2 separate regions of the Homo sapiens genome follow, and region 2 is linked to region 1. The links are chromatin contacts, found by Hi-C or POLR2A ChIA-PET in ENCODE. All regions are on one chromosome and are shown on one strand. Each heading gives the region's core, a stretch centred on a gene start or an enhancer-like site at or near the end of the contact. The rest is flanking DNA. Distances are from core to core; before and after follow the strand shown.

Region 1 (4,264 bases), core at 1,091-3,590:
GATGAGGTTTCACCATGTTGGCCAGGCTGGTTTCGAACTCCTGACCTCAGGTGATCCACCCGCCTCAGCCTCCCAAAGTGCTGGGATTACAGGCGTGAGCCACCACACCCGGCCAAATCTTACCTTTTTATTATAAATAAATTTCCCACAAGTGAATGACATTGACTTAATTCTTTTTCTCCAAGAAAAAGGTTATCTACCCTCTAAAGGAGAATGTTATCTACTACTATATTTGAGTGTCATACATTAAGTAAAAATCTTATTACCTAGAAAATGTAACTTCTCAGGAAAATATGACACTAAAAGTGACCAACACACCTTTGCTGTGGCTGGATGTGAAAGGTTAATCATGATTTCTAGAAGAAGCTTATTCCAAGAAACGATAAAATTAGCAGTAATTGTTCTGGCTAAGACATGAAACTGGTAACAATATTTCAAACAACCGCTTCTCTTTCCTGTCCTTTTTTTTTTAATGATGTAGAGCAATTGCTCGTCTAATGAAGGGTAAATAAATTACAGATTACTTTCAACTCATTACTCGGAAATAGGGAAACTTCCATTCCAGCAACTGCTCCTCAGAATTGAGACAAACCTCTTGCTCATATCAGACCCCACAGTCTAAATGTTTATTGTGAAAATATTGATAAATAAATGTTATGGGAGTGAAAAACAGATACAGCCCAGAACTCTGTGTTTGTCATTGATTACCATTTTCATACACACACACGCACAGTTGCCAAAATTGTCTTTCATTTTTGAACATTTCTCCTTCATTACTAGGTAAAGAACAGAACATGTACTTATACTATCAGAAATGCCAAATACTTACTTGAGTTTCTGAAATTAGTATTTTCATCCATGTGCTCTAGTAAAACTATAAAAGGGTCAATAAACACAGAGATGATCACAAACTTCCTCAACTCGGAAATCTCCACAAACGTTCAACTCTCTGGGAGGTTTCAGGTAGAAAGTTTTATATAAGCACTTATCAACTTTAATGGTCTTTTACAAGATAGTTACAGTTAGACCATTGTAAGGATCACACTTCCGTCTGCACTCTGAATGGTGGTTCAGGCATCTTTGGGCCCTCCCTTCCTGCACTCCCTTTGTTGTGCGAGGGTAAATGAGTTACAGTAATAACCCTGCAAATATCCTGCCTTGTGATTAAAACATTACCTTAATGCAGACTTTACATTTTGGCTTCTATGAAGGCTTAAAGGTTAAAGGCATCATAAATTATGCATTTCTTTCTATGCCAGGCCTGTAAAAGGTGCTTTTACAGTTCTTTAAAGATATTGCTTCTAAATGAGTACAGGCTTTTCTTTTTTTTTCTGCCAAAACAGAAACATTTCCATTATGTTTATTACTGCTGTGCTGGAGAGCCAAAACAGTTTGGAATTAAGAAACTGCTAGAGTCTGTTGTTTCAGAATGTGTAGCAACTGTTAACATACACAGTGGAGTTGCCCATTCACTGTTTGGACAGTGATATGGTAAACATGGGCTAACACACAGGTCTGCTCCCGGGAGAACGATGATCTGGTAAACTCCAGAACACCAACAGTTAGAGCTTTCCCCTTCTGCCTCCGCCCCAATTTACAGATGTGAACAGGAATTAGCGAGACACAAGACACACTAGAATATCCCTAACTCCTGCAGTGGAGCAAGCTCTATTCTGTGGATTCTCCAGTACCACACATGTCCTTGCTACCCAGCACCCTGACTTCCTCACTTTTGTCACCTCCAGCTGAAGTACAGTTCTAAGGGTCTCTTTTTTTCCTTTTACACTTACACGTAATGCATCTGCAGAAGGCTGGGCTCTTTATCTCAAGGAAGACCACACCCATTTATCCCTTAGCTTTCAGGAGCAAACTGCTGATTTAGGGACCGAAGCTGGACTGAAGCGACCCAACTTCAGCCAGGCCACAACCTCCTTCAGCTCTGCACCTCGTCTGGTTGCGGTGGAGGATTCTGGAGACAGATTGCCAGCTTTAAGAGCCAGAGTTCCTGAGATTTCTTCCAGGAGACAACCCGCACACCCTGATAACTCCGTGGCAAAGTTGTTTCTTCCTCCTCTGCTGCAACACCTTTTCCTCTCCACCTTTCCATTAGCATACGCGCGCGCGCACACACACAGCTTTGCTCACTCAACTTACCAGTTTAGATTTGGCGCGTTGCAAAAATTCTTCCATGTCGTGGCTAGGGGTTTGGAACCCGGGTACTCGGAGGGGCGCAGTGGAAAATCTCGGCCCAAGGAAGACGAGCGGGGTCCCGGGAAAGTGGCCCGCCGGGGCGCAGCGACCGACTGCTCCCTCCTGCCGCTCTGAGGCGGCTGCGGCGGAGGCTGTGCTTGCGCCCTCGACCGTCTCGCCCAGGGCTCCCCGCCCCACCCCTCGCCCGGCCGCCGGCTCTGGGCACCCGACTCTGCCCTAATAAGGAAAGTGGGTGTGCCGCCCAGGAGCCCCGGGGCGCGCCGGGCACGCTCTCTGGCACGCGCCTCGGGCGCCGTGGCGCGTGGGCGGAGGTGCAGGGGTATGGCGAGGGGCTCCTCCGCCAATCGCAGGGCCGTGCTGCGGCCTCCTGACGTGGCGCGCCGAAAGCTGCTGCAACCATGGACAGCGCCCAGAAGTGCGAGCCAAGTGCAAGGGGCTGCTGCAGAGGGAGGCTCTGCCGCAGGCACCGCCGCGGTCAGCGGGGGAAGGTGGGAAGAGGGAGACGGGTCCCAGGAGAGCCCCCGCCTCGCCCAGCGCCTCACTGGCTGGCTGGCGCGTTACGGAGCACTCCGGCGGTCACTTAATGATCTGGTCGGCTGGCCTGGCCGGGGGAGGCACTCAGCTAGATTGGCGTGGGAGGGACGAGGAGAGAAAGAGGGGAGTTACTGCTGAGCTAAAAGCAGTACGACCTTGATGGATAATAATCAGAAGAGCAGGCTAGGAGGTTGGGCGAGGCTGCGTCTTTCCTCCCTACCATGAAAACATGTCCACACAACAATGGGCATCCACAGTTCACCCCAACTAGGTGCCCTTATGTCAGCCCTGGGACTAATGCATAGATACATCCTTCTGCAGTTCCCATCCACTGACATGTACCCTCAGGGAAAGCTGGGGCAATAGAACCTTGCTAAGGTGAGGTGCAGTCTGCAGACCGGCAACATCAGCATCGCTGATCTTATAGAAATGCAGAACCTCAGTCCCCTGCTCCTACTTACCAAATCAGAATCTGTGTGTTTCTATGAGACCCTCAGATGATTTCTATGCTTGTTAAAGTTTAAGAAGTACTACAATGAACAAATGAACTTATATCTACAAACCTTATTTTAAATCATGGGGTTTTGTTGTATGTAGCCTTGTCCGGTCCCCAAACACACTACATCAGGCTTTCTCTGACCTCTGGGCTTTTGCACACCACCTGTAAGATCCTTCCAGCCCTTGTCCTAGCCCCCAGCCTCAGCTGTTCTACAGAAGTAGCCTCAACCCTGACTGCACAGTAAAATCACATCGTAATCACCTGAGACTTGAGAAAGTACTGATACCAGGGCTTTATCCCAGTCCAATTAAATTAATATCTCTGGGCATGGGGCCACAGCATTTCTGTGGAAAGTGACCCAAGTGATTCTAATGTGCAGTTCAGGTGTGATGCTCTGATTCTCGATGAACTTTACATGTATCTAAATCACTTAGAGGGCTTGATGAAACACAGATTTCCGTGCCCCATCCTTAGAATTTTAGCCCTAATAGGTGTGGCTTAATGGGCCTGAGAATGTCCATGTATACAATCTCCCAGGGTTTGCCGATGCTGCTGATCCAAAAACCACACTTTGACAGTGAGTGGCGTAGAAGTTCTCTTTCTCCAGAAAGCCTCCCCAACACACTTTTCCCTTCCCATCCCCAGACTGAGTTGGTTGCCCCTTCTGTATTCCCTCATAGCAACTTACATTTTCCACTCTGCTATAAATTGCATAATTATTTGTCTATGTCCTCCACCAGGCTGTGAGCTCTGTAAAGACAGGGACCTTGCCTGTCTCATTCACTGATGGAACCCTAACATGATGTATGTTCATGTCATATACAGGTCCTCAATAAATATGTTTTAATGAAAAAAGGTACATATGGAAGGGTTTTTTTTTTTTTTGCTCTATTTCTCCTGTCTCAATGTGTGTCTGTTTTCTTGTCTGTCTCTGTGTGTATATGTGTGTCTCATGATCCAATTATTTTTTATTCAGAAGGATCCAATGAAAACAAATCAGCAGGGTCCACAGATCTGATT
Region 2 (4,264 bases), core at 1,765-4,264, 70 kb before region 1:
TAGTTAAGTCCATAATTCCAAATATTTAAGAAATGTTAATTTTACACAAATTATCCCAAAGAATAGAAAATGAGAGATTTCCCAAAAGTCTAAAGACAATGGAATTATATCTTCATTTTATGAATTTTATGAATCTAGCAAAACCTTAATACCAATTAAACTAATACTAGTTTTTAAAACTAGTCCCAAGTCAAATTCAACAATTTATAATAGGATATTGCATAGCCACCAAGTAGGGCTCCCCCAAGAATCAAAGTACAAATTAACATTCAAAAAGCAATCAGTTATAATTGATCATATTAATAAAGAGGAAAAATCCTATGATCACCTAGATAGACAGATATCAAGTAGTAAAACTACTTCAGAAAATCCCAAAGTTAATCATTATGTGAAATCTTAGTCAAGTAGAAATAGAAGACAACTTCCTTATTTGATGAATGGCATTTATAAAAACCAAATACAGGCCGGGCGTGGTGGCTCATGCCTGTAATCCCCGCACTTTGGGAGGCTGAGGTGGGCGGATCACGAAGTCAGGAGATCGAGACCATCCTGGCTAACACGGTGAAACCCCGTCTCTACTTAAAATACAAAAAGTTAGCCGGGCCTGGTGGCAGGCGCCTCTAGTCCCAGCTACTTGGGAGGCTGAGGCAGGAGAATGGGGTGAACCCGGGAGGCGGAGCTTGCAGTGAGCCGAGATTGCGCCACTGCACTCCAGCCTGGGCGACAGAGCAAGACTCCATAAAAAAAAATAAATAAATAAAAAATTTAAAAAAAAATACAGAAAGCAGACGTCACAGTTAATTGTGGAATACTGAAAGACTTCCACTTCAAATCAGGAATGAGACCAAGATGCCGGGTTTTTTTGTTTTTTTTTTTTTAAGATGGAGTCTTGCTTGGTCGCCCAGGCCGGAGTGCAGTGGCTGCAATCTTGGCTCACTGCAACTTCCGCCTCCCAAGTTCAAGCGATTCTCCTGCCTCAGCCTCCCGAGTAGCTAGGATTACAGGCATGTGCCACCACACCTGGCTAATTTTTGTATTTTTAGGAGAGACGGGGTTTCACCATGTTGGCCAGTCTGGTCTCAAACCCCTGACCTCAGGTGATCCGCCCACCTCAGCCTCCCAAGGTGCTGGGATAACAGGTGTGAGCCACCGTGCCCGGCCCCAAGATGCCTATTATTCTTATTCTTACTCAACACCACACTGAATCCTAACCAGAGTGCAATAAGGCAAGCAAAAGAAGTAGAAAGTATAAATAAAGGAAAATAAAGAATAAACACTGTCTTTCCTCATAGATGACACAATTATGTGTGCAAAAAAAGCTCAAAGAATCTACAAATGAACTCAGGATAGTCAGTAAATTTAGCAAGTTTGCTGCATTAAGGTCAATAATACAAAATTACCTGTATTTCCATAAATAATCACAATTAAAAATCAAAAATTTAGAAATGCAATAGAATCAAAATATTAAATACTTAATGTGCCCTGGCTTACAGTCAAACCAAGAATCCAGTTTCTTTGATTTGGGGATCTTATTTTTTAAAGACATAAAATGGAAAGGCAGTATTAAGAAATTAACCTAACAGATATTACATTAAACAGAGACCTATGGAATAATTTAGTGAAAACAGACATCTGATATTGGCTTATAGTTAAGTTTGATATGACTATTACAAAGGAGATGATATACTGATAAAAGTATGAAAACTAACTCAGAAAAATGCTCATGATACTCTGAGCTATTTTGACTGCACAAAAACAGCTACAGCCCAACTTTATCCCAGGAACTCATCTTTGGCAAATTTTTCTACCTTACATTAGAAACCCATTTAGTTACAAACTTATTTTTCTGTATCATGACTTACAGCAGCCAGAGACACCTCTCAGCAAATTGAAACCTATTTTTGTAGCAAGCACTGACCTAACTTACAGCAAATTTTGCAGAATGAAAGAAATACTGAAATCCATAAGGACGTACCCCAAAGTATCTTAGCTATTCATAGGCAGGGTAGAGGGAAGGAGCGATTAACAGCAAGCAACAAAGAAAGCAATTATGAGGAAATAGTAACAAACACTTCATTCCATTAGAAAAGAAAGCAAACACAATATTCTTTGCTCAAAAGAATGGAGAAGTGAAGGACCTCTTGCCAAAAGCAATTGCAGTGCATTAATATTAAATATGATCTAATGAAGTCAGAAATTGTTTGGGGAAAACATTCAACACAGTAAAGGCGTATTCTGCATGACAAATTCTTAACAGAAAAGAAGGGTCTTAAATCTTTTTTTCTTTTACATAGGATTGATTTTTTTCATATTGAAAAAAAAGTAAGGAATGAATAACAGAGAGAAAGAGGGAGGAGGAAAATGGAAGGAGGAAAAAGAAATACAACTTAGTTTACGTTTTTGTCTGAAGAGGTATAAAAAGAAGCCTCTTTTTATACTGCCTACTATTTTATTAACTGCCTACTATTTTCATAACTTTAAAATGTCTGAATTTAAGAATAAAGATTATCTTTGTGTGACAGAAGAAATAGTGAACACTCTGAGGTTGAGGAATCATTTTGGTTTTATAACTAGCAGAAACAATCACTTCTTCCCCCTACCCCTAGTATCTTCTTCCTAAGTGAAACAGCCCTCCGTCTTCGTAAGCAAAACAGGCAATGTAATTCCCTCTGGATTTTGTAACCATTTCAGGAGAGAGATGATTCACTCTTTGGGCAAGAGAGAGAGAGAGAAAAAAAATATCTGGCTCTGTTCCTTTCCTATTTGACCTCCTTAAAAGGATCTTTTTGAAGCTGTTAATCCAGGCTACTAAAATAGCAAGCAACTATTCTTTATTAAAGGTCAAATGAAACTACCAATAGGAAGGAGAGAGTTTGTTTAAATTTTAAAAACCTGGGATATTAGTTTTTCACTTAGTCCTAGGCTAAGAACAGTCGCTTTTCTTTCTCTCTTTGTCTTGTGGCTCCTGTCAAGGCCTTACACAAATAAAAGTGAAAGGCCATTTGGGTAAAGTGTGGTCTTGATCTAAGCATGCCTGGTAATCAGTGGCTGAAACCTCATTGCCAGCTGGTTCCCAGAAACACACACGCACACAAATACAAATGTGCACGCATACAATCCCCAATGTGATGATTCAGCAATTTAATGGATCTTAAATTTGGCAGTAGTCCTCTAGCACACATCTCTGGAGAAATAAACGAATACAGGTGAGGACTCTGGCGGGTCTGTAACTGTTCACTTTTGGCACAAACCCAGGGCATAACTAAGCACCAACTTTAGCCACCATGACTGTATGATGTGACTTTATGGAACATTCATGCCTTGGAAAATGAACACAAAAAAATCTTAGAATCAGATAGGGGGAGGGAGAAGCCCAAGAACAGGAGAAGGAGAAAAGAGAGAAGAGAAAGAAAGCAAAGAAACAAAGAAGAACCTCAGCAAAAATAGGTGGGCAAGGAAGGGGAGAAGCTAAAAGATTTTCTTTCCAAAACTCAGGGCCATTTATGATCTCATCTTTATGAGCACGTTCCCTTCTTACACAAATAATTAGAAAGTAATGCTACATAAGTACGTGCCTTTCCAAATGAAAGTGGATACTAATGATTTGTTTCCTGAAATTTCTAAGTTTGGGGGTATATCCTACTAAAAGGCAACAGCAAGACCTAGCTATTGTAAGAAGTATTAATTTTGAAAAGTGCAAATTATTTCTATTTTGTTAAATCCCCCACAAAGCCTGAACACATTTTGGTCATAGATGAGTCACCTGTTGACATTTATCCATGACTGTCCTGCTAGGGCCCAAAGCAGAGTGACGGGGGACATTATTAGAAAAACACAAGCACGTTATTTCTATGCTGGCAACATGACACATACCTCTAATTAGTATACAAATGATCTTTTTAACGACATCCGTAATAATCAAGTTCTACCTCAATGTTTGAATAAAATAATATACCATAATGCAAACATTGATATGTAGCTACAGCTGTGTATAAGACTAAAAAGATTCAAATATGATTGAATTTAAATATGTATTTTTTAGATTTAGAGAAAAACATCAGCATGCATAGAAAAGAAATTTGGAGCAGAAAATGAGGTTGCTAGACTAAAGGTAAAGCTGATTAAAAAAATGAAGTTATTGGCCGGGCACAGTGGCTCTCTGCTGTAATCCCAGAACTTTGGGAGGCCAAGGCGGGCGGATCACAAGGTGAAGCGATTGAGACCATCCTGGCCAACATGGTGAAACCCCGTCTCTACTAAAAAT

Evidence for each region. Hi-C counts contacts between places; a loop is a spot of excess contacts on that map. ChIA-PET counts read pairs that join two places held with the same protein, here RNA polymerase II (POLR2A). Pooled maps may share reads with other maps.
Region 2: a map of posterior vena cava shows a loop between it and region 1 (4-fold over the local background). The contact joins the enhancer-like site here to the promoter of PRUNE2 in region 1. A Hi-C loop is called at or near these places in 6 of 168 maps with a recorded cell type or tissue (aorta, endothelial cell of hepatic sinusoid, heart right ventricle and 3 more) and 10 of 50 pooled maps. POLR2A ChIA-PET finds 5 or more read pairs at or near these places in 2 of 52 experiments (IMR-90 and WTC11).

What each region holds. Positions count from the first base shown.
Region 1 is chr9:76,903,774-76,908,037 of GRCh38, forward strand. It overlaps PRUNE2 (prune homolog 2 with BCH domain), which reads right to left and starts at 2,341. Exons shown (of 19, transcript NM_015225.3): 1 at 2,155-2,341. The coding sequence starts at 2,190. RefSeq lists a silencer at 2,411-2,470.
Region 2 is chr9:76,833,022-76,837,285 of GRCh38, forward strand. The region is part of intron 4 of PRUNE2 (prune homolog 2 with BCH domain); the gene reads right to left. Among named protein-coding and RNA genes, the nearest start is that of PCA3, 71 kb to the left of the region's middle. Within about 2 kb of position 3,015, at least 4 of the 41 ENCODE cell types and tissues checked have a DNase peak (open chromatin) inside an H3K27ac peak, as active enhancers do; they include IMR-90, sigmoid colon and uterus, where a contact is called at or near this core.